3 separate regions of the Homo sapiens genome follow, and regions 1 and 2 are each linked to region 3. Evidence: chromatin contacts called from ENCODE Hi-C or POLR2A ChIA-PET data. All regions are on one chromosome and are shown on one strand. The core of a region is the stretch at or near the end of the contact, and the rest is flanking DNA. Distances in the headings are between cores, read along the strand shown.

Region 1 (2,700 bases), core at 19-2,518, 530 kb after region 3:
CATTCTGAGTTTCCATTTCAACTGAAGGCTTGGAATTGAGGTCTACTTGGCTATCCTCAAATTTGCAGGGTTGTACTCTGTAGTCAGCCTCTTTGTCCTCTTTGCTGTTGCCTAACTGGGGAAATATTCTGTCTTCAGACTGGCCACGTGTTTCATAGTAAGACAGCTGGTCTTTATGATTAGCTTGTCTGTCTGCTAAGTGGTCAGTCTGGTCAGATTCAGTGTAGTGAGCATTGTCAACTGGAGGTTGATCAGCATTACTATGAGCTTGGTCAATAGCCTGGTGTTCAGCTAGTTCAGTGGCTTGGCCGTACACTTGGTGGTGAGTCTTTACAGATGTTTTGTGGTCAACGAGGCCATACAATCTGAGGTCAGTCTGCTCAGAAGTTCCTGGGTCAGCCAGGCCAGCCAATCTGTAGTCAGTCTTCTCAGAACTTCTTCTCCTAACTTTCCCTGACATTCTGCGGTCAATCTGTACGGAAGGTCTTTGGTCAGATGGTACGGACGATCCACTGTCAATCTGTACAGAAGGACTTTGGTCAGATGGGACGGATGACCCACTGTCAATCTGCACAGAAGGTCTTCTCTCAGATAGTTTGGATAATCTGTGTGTAATCTGCTCAGAAGTTCTTCGCTCAGCCTCGCCAGACATTCTGCGGTCCATCTGCTCGGAAGCTCTTCTCTCAGACTGGCCTGCCATTCTGTGGTCGGTCTGTCTGGAACCTCTCTGGTCAGATGGCATAGCCAGTCTACCATCAATCTGCCCAGAAGTTCTTCTCTCAGCCTGGGTAGGTAATCTTCGTTCAGTCTGTTCAGCAGTTCTTTCCTCCGTCAGGCCAGACACCTGACCATCACTCTGTTCATGCTGTACATTATTAGCTTGGCTAGATGCCTTGCCTTTAGTCTGTTCAGACGGTGTTTGATTAACCTGATCATCTGCTCTAAGGTCAGAAACATCAGCAGGGTTGGATGCTCTGCGGCCAGCCTGACCAGGTGTACTATGCCCATTTTGTTCAGCTACTCCGTTGGTAGCTTGGCTAAATATGCTGGATTCAGCCTGGCTAGGCACTCTTAGGGCAGTCTGGTCAGCTATTCTGTGAGCAGTGTGGTTATCTGCCTTCCTTTCGGCCTGGTTCTTCTGGTCGTCTTCTTCCTGGCCCTTAGTGTGGCCAGCACTTGAGGGAGCGGCTGGGCTTTCATGTTTCAAGGGTTCAGCCAGAGCCTCTTGCGGAGGCTCTTCCATTTCCTGCCGCGTCCCTGACTGGTCTAGGTTGCCAGGCACTGTGGGTGGGGTTGGGCTGGGTCGTCTAGGCGACCCTCCAGGAACGCCCCATGATTCCCACGGGCTTTGTTCGGGTCACTGCGTGCGTCAGGGAGAGTGGCCGTCCCGCTGTTGTAAGTGGAGGGACGGCAGTCAGCTGACCCTGCAGTGTGCAGGCGAGCGCAGGGAGTACGCCATGTCCTGAGAAGGGGCGATTCTCAGGCTCTGGCAGTTACAGCTTCTCCTCACCCTGCCGAGCAACCAGGCCACGGGGCTCCGTGCATCGCCACCTAGAGTGTTACCCTCTTCCTTGTTCACAGAGGTTCTCCGCAGTGTGTGAGAAAGAGGCCCTCTCTCAGGTACTGCTCCTCTGATTAACATCCCCCACCGCACCTCCAAATGTCAACAGATGAACACACAACCAGCTGCACGAGGACCACAAAACTGAACAGAGGTTGTTGCTATTGCCATCCCCTTTGGGTATAGCTGTCTTGGCAGTGGAAACTCCTGCCCCAAGGTGTTTTCTTGCTGGATTAGACATGTGATCTGTGGCGGGAGAGCCAGAGAGAGGAGAGAAGATCCAGTGAGAATGGGTTCTAAAACTGCACCATCTAGTGGTCTTACAGCAGAGAGGCGAGTTAGAAGGAGGCCAAATCAGAGTTCCAGAAAGGAAGGGAGTAAGGAAAGTGGGAGAAAGATACCAGAAGGAATATTTAGCAAGTGGAGAATTTGTATTTGATAGTGTTGGCCAGTGGGGCCCAGTTTTTGAGATTTGGTCCTCCCACTTTGCAATCAACCTTAAGAATGCACCTCAGAGTCAGTAGGCTGTCTACTTTCAGGAGTAGGCCAGTACAGAGGTGGTGATTGATGAGACAAATTACTTTGACCTTGCAAAGCCTGAAATCACTGAGGCAGGCCAAGGGTTGGTAGTGTGATGCCAGATATTCCTTTAGTAGGGATTTAACTGCATTAAACAATTAGAAATGAGACTTAAAATCCAAATTCAAATACTTGTGACAAAGGAGAGTGGATACACTTGACACCATACTTAGGAATGGAAAGGGGAATCTAAGCACACTGAAGTAAAGTCATTTATGTAACAGTGCCTAGAACATAATAGGTGCTCAAGAAGTGCTTGTTGAATGTCACTTTATGAATTATCTACCTTATTTATTTAAAAATGCATGACACCATTGGATACTGTGTTTAGAGTAAAATAGGTCTTGGGCTATGGCTTGTAGCTTCAAAGTGCTATTGGTTTTGGAGATTTATTTTTCCATTTTATAACTTAAATGTAATAATCATAGAAATATAAAAAAGAAAGCGTAAAGAAAAAAATTCCCAAACACTCAAGAGATAACCTGTATTGACATTTTGATGTTTATCCTTCTGGAAATACCCCCATGCAAATCTATGTGTCTATATCTATAGGTATGTAT
Region 2 (2,700 bases), core at 108-2,607, 740 kb before region 3:
GAATCAGTACTCCCAGTTTTCACGAGGAAGCTGAGGTTTAAAGAGAGCACCTGGCCCACGACCAGCAAGTAAGGAATAGAGGTGGGATGTGGGTAATTTAAACCTAAATCTCTGACGCACTCTTAACGCACATTCTCCCGACACTTGCTAATTATGCAACTCACACCCCCATCATAATTTCCTTACGTCATCTGGATATGAAAATAAATCAAATATAAACTGCTTTCCCTTTGGGCAGAATTCTAGCTCTGCCACTTTCTAGTTATTTAAGCCTCTGCTCTCTCACCTGTGAAATGGGGCTAGTAATGATGTCTAACTTAAGGAGTTATTGAAGAGCTTAAATCACATATAATAAAAATAGTAGGATGCCGGATATTTATAAATGGGAGTTTAGTTATCAGTGGTTGAAGATACGAGTTGGAATCCTAGCTCCTCTCATTTCTAGCTTTGGAAACTTGGGCAAGTTATCTGACCTTTCTGGTCTTCAATTTCCTCATCTATGGAATAGGGTTAATAATAATATACCTATTCTTGCAGGGTTTCCCTATAAGACAAAATCATGTGTATGAAAACATTTTGTAAATTGTACTATTCAAATATTAGTTGTTATAACTCAAAAGTTATCTGTTTCTTCAAATGGATTTTTGAGAACTATTCCTGAAAAATGACTTGGTTTAATTCAATCCGTTTTTAATACTTACTAAAAACAACAATGTAAGTTAAAAGGAGGTTCCATACATGCCACAGGCTTTTCTGCAAGTAGCTCTATAAGGCATTCCCATGAATAACAGGTTTCATATGCAGCTTGTTTTACAGTTGGTACTTCCACATGTATCTCACTGAATCTCCGCAGGGCAGGGTTGGCATTTACCCCTACTTTATAGATGAGGACATGTGAGCCTTAAAGAATGAAAATTACTAGTTAAGGACAGAGACTAGTGAGTGGAGGTTTGTGGGTGTTTGCCTGTGGAGCTGTGTGCGGGTGTCTTTGAGTGCAGGCATGTGTCTGAGCATGCTTTTTTATGCATTTGTGTGTCCATAACTCATGGGAACAACTCGTCAGCAAAAACCTTTTCCTCTTCCTTTTTCGTGTTGCCTTACATTGTCAGGCACAGTTTCCACAAGAGGGCCCTGCCTGGAGAATATCCTTGATTTTTATCTCCACTCTCTGTTTAGGAAAACAAAAGCTCTCCAATCCCCGCGGACTTCTGGGAATTACTTCCTCTTTCTTCCCCGCCTGCTAGCTTTCTTGAATTCGCCTTAGCAACATTCAAAAAAGAATTGGTTTATCAACAGCATGTGAACCAATGAAATGTGAGCTGAGAACGGCTTCTAGACCAATGGGAGCCCTGCATGACCAGCAAGCTGGCTTGGGACAGAAAATAATGACCTGGAGTTTGCAGAGCAGCCTCTGGGTGGCAGCAGACTAGCTGTATTGGATACAGCACCTCAGCTCGAAAGCCTCTTCTTTCTTTTTGCTTTTTTCCCCTAATCTTGAGTATAAAACATTCACCAACTATAAGAATTGTACTGTTACAAGACTTGTGGGTGTGAGTTCTCTGCATAATGTGGTAGACATGGCCTGGAGGGTGGACTGTCTGGTTCCATCCCTGCCTTACCCCAGCCAGCCCCATGACCCCATCGTGCCTCCTGCAGTCTTTGTTGGTTTTGTCACAGCATCTAGCCCAGTAGCCTTGAGTCTGGAGGTCTTTCGTGATTTTGCCTGCCCAGCCAGTCAGGATGAGAAGCTGGGGAAATCACATTCTCCTTCATGCAACCACCACTACCCCTGGGTTGAGTGGTGAATGAGGTGGGGCTGGCTTTCTGCCACCAGTGAATGGGAGGGAAGGGATGAGCCACCAACAGATCAGTGCCTGTCAATACCCCCACATTCTCAGGTGGCATACACTGAGACCATTCCCTGCCTTGTCAGTTCTGCTGCACACGTCTGAACAGGGGAATGCCTGACTAGCAAATGATTTGAGAATAGTTCTACTTTCAGGCAGCTTCGCCCTCTTAATCTTGAAGACAGTGGCAGACATGGGTAGGGGCTAAATGGGACCATAGCAAAAATAGCGAATCCACGTTTCCAATGGTTTAGCCATCCTTCTTTTGCCCTTTGAGATGATAATGCCTAGAACACCATTCAGTCAGGTTTGGGTCCTTCAGATAGTCATAGTTCTGTACAATGTTTCCATTTCTGCCTGACTTACTCCTCTCACCCTTTAAGAATCAGTTAAGACCTAGTATCTTCAGAAAGTATCCTTTGAAAAATTCTCACCCTCTTCCTCCCCTCCAGCTCCCTGGTGATCCTGTTCTTGCACTTCCTGTGTTGTTTTCCAAATGTCTCTTTCTTTGTGAGTTTCCTCTGAGAGTCATGGAGCTTCCTGAGGACAGGGTCTGTCCTTTGTATCTCCATCTCAGCGTAGTGTTGGCATAAAATTGGTGCTCAACAAGCATTTTTAGAAGAAAGGAAGCATGCAAGAAAGGAACTCTTGCTCTTTGAGAAACATATTAGGGACTCAGAAGTACCTGAACCTGGGCTGAAGCAGTATCTGGGAGTAGGGCACTAGCTGTTGGAGGCAACGTCTCCAACAGCTGTTTAAGACCCAACATCTAGCTGTTTAAGACCATGAGCCATGACTCCAGAGCAAAGCCCAAGCCTGAAAGATAATCTCATTATGGGCTCATTCCATAATG
Region 3 (2,700 bases), core at 27-2,526:
AAAAATACACATATAGAAATTACTCTTATACAGCACCAGTTCACAGACACGCCTGTAAATTCCCTGAGTTAAATATCTATAATATAGAAACAAACTTTGATTAGGTGATGCTGAAAGTTTAAGTACCTAAAAATACCTATCACCCTGCAGCTATTGAACAGTGCCTCCAAGTCCTGCTTTAAAAAATGATTTTATTGGCCAGGCGCGGTGGCTCATGCCTATAACCTAGCACTTTTGGAGGCTGATGTGGGCGGATCACCTGAGGTCAGAGTTCGAGACCAGCCTGGCCAGCATGGCGAAACCCCGTCTCTACTAAAAAATGCAAAAATTACTCGGGCGTGGTGGTGCACACCTGTAATCCCAGCTACTCAGGAGGCTGAGGCAGGAGAATTGCTTGAACCCAGGAGGTGGAGGTTGCAGTCAGCCAAGATCGTGCCACTTCACTCCAGCCTGGGCGACAGAGCAAGACCCTATCTCCAAAAAATAAAATAAAATAAAATAAAAAAGAGTTTATTGCCTGTTTCCAACAATACTCTGCAGGAAAAAAATCCAATGATTATATCCATTTCATTGCGAATAAGACGGGCACCAGTTTATCTATGTACCTGAGGAAATGCTATGGAAATGGTATTTTTCAATTTTATTCATCAGTATATTAACGAATATATGACTGAATAATTCATACTGAATTCAGATCAGTTGGAGGGGGGCTATAAATGCAAATTAGCTGAGGATTTAATGTGCGTAGGAGGTGTATAGGGGGTTATAGGACCTTTTAAATTCCCCCAATAGTTGTGGACTCGGTGGTTCTATGTCTTGCTATTCATTTTTAAATAGGTCAATGAAAGAGAGGAAAGGCCTGCAGTGTGTGGGGATCAGGAAGAAGGCGGATAAAAGAAAAGGGGGAAACTAGTCTGTTATTCAAGGGAACTGGCTTTCACTTATGGTTTCTCCTGTTTGGCTTGAACAAATCATTTCACCATCTTGGGCTTCCGTTTCGATATTGGGTGGGGAGGAGCGGGTGTTACGAGATCTCTCAGTTGTCTTGCTGCTTTCTTTCTTCGTGAGCCCTCCCCAAGTTGATTTAACAAATACTCTATGACCTAGAGTCCTAGAGTGTAAATACCACAGTCCAGGTGAGCGTTCAGCGGGCCTCCTTGCGCATGCGCTGAAGGGGGCACCCTCTCGTTAAGGCCCGAATTTTGCCTCTTCTGCGCACGCGCTCCTTTTAAATTCCCCACCTGTCAGAGAGAAGCAGGACTTCCTGTACTTTTTAGAGCGACTGCCGGAAGTGACTGCGGACGAATCGGCGTTTGCCGAGGCTGGCATAGATTTGGCTGTCTCCGCTCATAGCTGCTTTTGGCGCGAAAGATGCCGGGTCTGGTTGACTCAAACCCTGCCCCGCCTGAGTCTCAGGAGAAGAAGCCGCTGAAGCCCTGCTGCGCTTGCCCGGAGACCAAGAAGGCGCGCGATGCGTGGTCAGTGCGCAGCCGGAGAGGGCGCGGCCGACGAGCCCCGGGCCGCGGCCTGTGCCTTCCGGTGCCTCTGCCCTACGGCCTCTGCCCTCTGCCTTCTGCCCTCTGCCCTCTGCCTTCTGCCCTCTGCCCTCTTCCTTCCCCCCTTCCCCCACTCCTCCTCCCTGTCTGCCCCCCCCCCCCGCCCCGCCCCGCCCCGCCCCATTGCGGCGCTCTGGAGATAATTATTGGGCCTTGTAGGTTTCGTGGTCGGGTCTCTGTTGACTTATCCCGTAGCTTAGTACCGGGAAACGATGGAGAGAGAGGAGAACGGCAAGCTTCAACCACTCATTCCTTCCTACAAATGTGTGTTGAGTATCTGTTATGGGTTAAGCACTGCGTTAGGTCCGAAGATGTAGACATGGATAAAGATGCATCTTGATATAAAGGAGCTTAAAGTTAATGGAGACATAAACCAGTGACTTGTATACGACGTGGTAAGGGCTATGATAGATTTGTTAAGACCAAACAGGAAAGGTTTTCTGGTAATTTCTAAGGCTTTCTCCCAAAATTTAGAGACAGTAGGACACAGAGTGTATTCCTTACAGTTCTGAAGAGTTACGCTTCAACCCTTTTAAGACAACCAAAAGTTGAAAATCAATCAGTCTACGACGCAGGGGACAAAGTATTAAGAATAGTTCATCTAGATTGTCAATCCACAAAAGATTTGTTCTCATTTTATATAGCCTCTCTTGTGGAGCAAATCTCATTAGAGGACGTCCTCAGATAACGTGAATGTGCATCTCTTCCTCTGGCCCCTTTTGTCTTCCCAGATAGTAGATATAAGAAAGAAATCATTAGTGGTATAATGGGATAATAAGAGTGTAGGAGCTCAGTGCTTTTATTAATCCTCAGTACTTTGTAAATAATACGGGTAGGATTGAAAGACTAGTCTGAACAAATTGTTCCAGTGGTAACAGTAAGTGCTGTTGAACCTTGAATGGTATGACAGCATGATTAAGAGTCTGGGATCCACAGTCAAGGTTTGAATCTTAATCCACTAACTTGGTGACCTTGAGCCTCATGTGTCTGTAAAATGACTCTAATAAAAGAAACTCCCTCCAGTATTATTGTAAAGGTTAATGATACAAGCCATGTCAAGTGGCTAACACAGTATACATGGCAATAAATGATCAATGAATGCTAGCTATTATCTTCACAATGATCTCACTATCCCAGGCAATCT

What was found. Hi-C counts contacts between places; a loop is a spot of excess contacts on that map. ChIA-PET counts read pairs that join two places held with the same protein, here RNA polymerase II (POLR2A). Pooled maps may share reads with other maps.
Region 1: a map of A673 shows a loop between it and region 3 (8-fold over the local background). The contact joins the promoter of TEX55 here to the promoter of COX17 in region 3. A Hi-C loop is called at or near these places in 15 of 168 maps with a recorded cell type or tissue (A673, CD8-positive, alpha-beta T cell, GM12878 and 10 more), 33 of 37 single-sample maps with no recorded cell type and 27 of 50 pooled maps.
Region 2: a map of CD8-positive, alpha-beta T cell shows a loop between it and region 3 (18-fold over the local background). The contact joins the enhancer-like site here to the promoter of COX17 in region 3. A Hi-C loop is called at or near these places in 2 of 168 maps with a recorded cell type or tissue (CD8-positive, alpha-beta T cell and ascending aorta) and 8 of 50 pooled maps. POLR2A ChIA-PET finds 5 or more read pairs at or near these places in 1 of 52 experiments (H1).

What each region holds. Positions count from the first base shown.
Region 1 is chr3:119,144,733-119,147,432 of GRCh38, reverse strand. TEX55 (testis expressed 55) reads right to left here and starts at 1,268. Exons shown (of 3, transcript NM_152539.3): 1 at 1-1,268. The coding sequence starts at 1,243. It also overlaps a transcript of IGSF11 not described here. RefSeq lists a silencer at 1,717-2,011.
Region 2 is chr3:120,416,073-120,418,772 of GRCh38, reverse strand. The region is part of intron 2 of FSTL1 (follistatin like 1); the gene reads left to right. It overlaps LOC124900546 (a long non-coding RNA gene), which reads left to right. Exons shown (of 2, transcript XR_007096030.1): 2 at 1-1,536. It also overlaps the pseudogene BTNL12P. Among named protein-coding and RNA genes, the nearest start is that of MIR198, 22 kb to the right of the region's middle. RefSeq lists an enhancer at 1,502-1,671. Within about 2 kb of position 1,357, at least 11 of the 41 ENCODE cell types and tissues checked have a DNase peak (open chromatin) inside an H3K27ac peak, as active enhancers do.
Region 3 is chr3:119,675,982-119,678,681 of GRCh38, reverse strand. It overlaps COX17 (cytochrome c oxidase copper chaperone COX17), which reads left to right and starts at 1,276. Exons shown (of 3, transcript NM_005694.2): 1 at 1,276-1,478. The coding sequence starts at 1,372. RefSeq lists an enhancer at 838-1,097.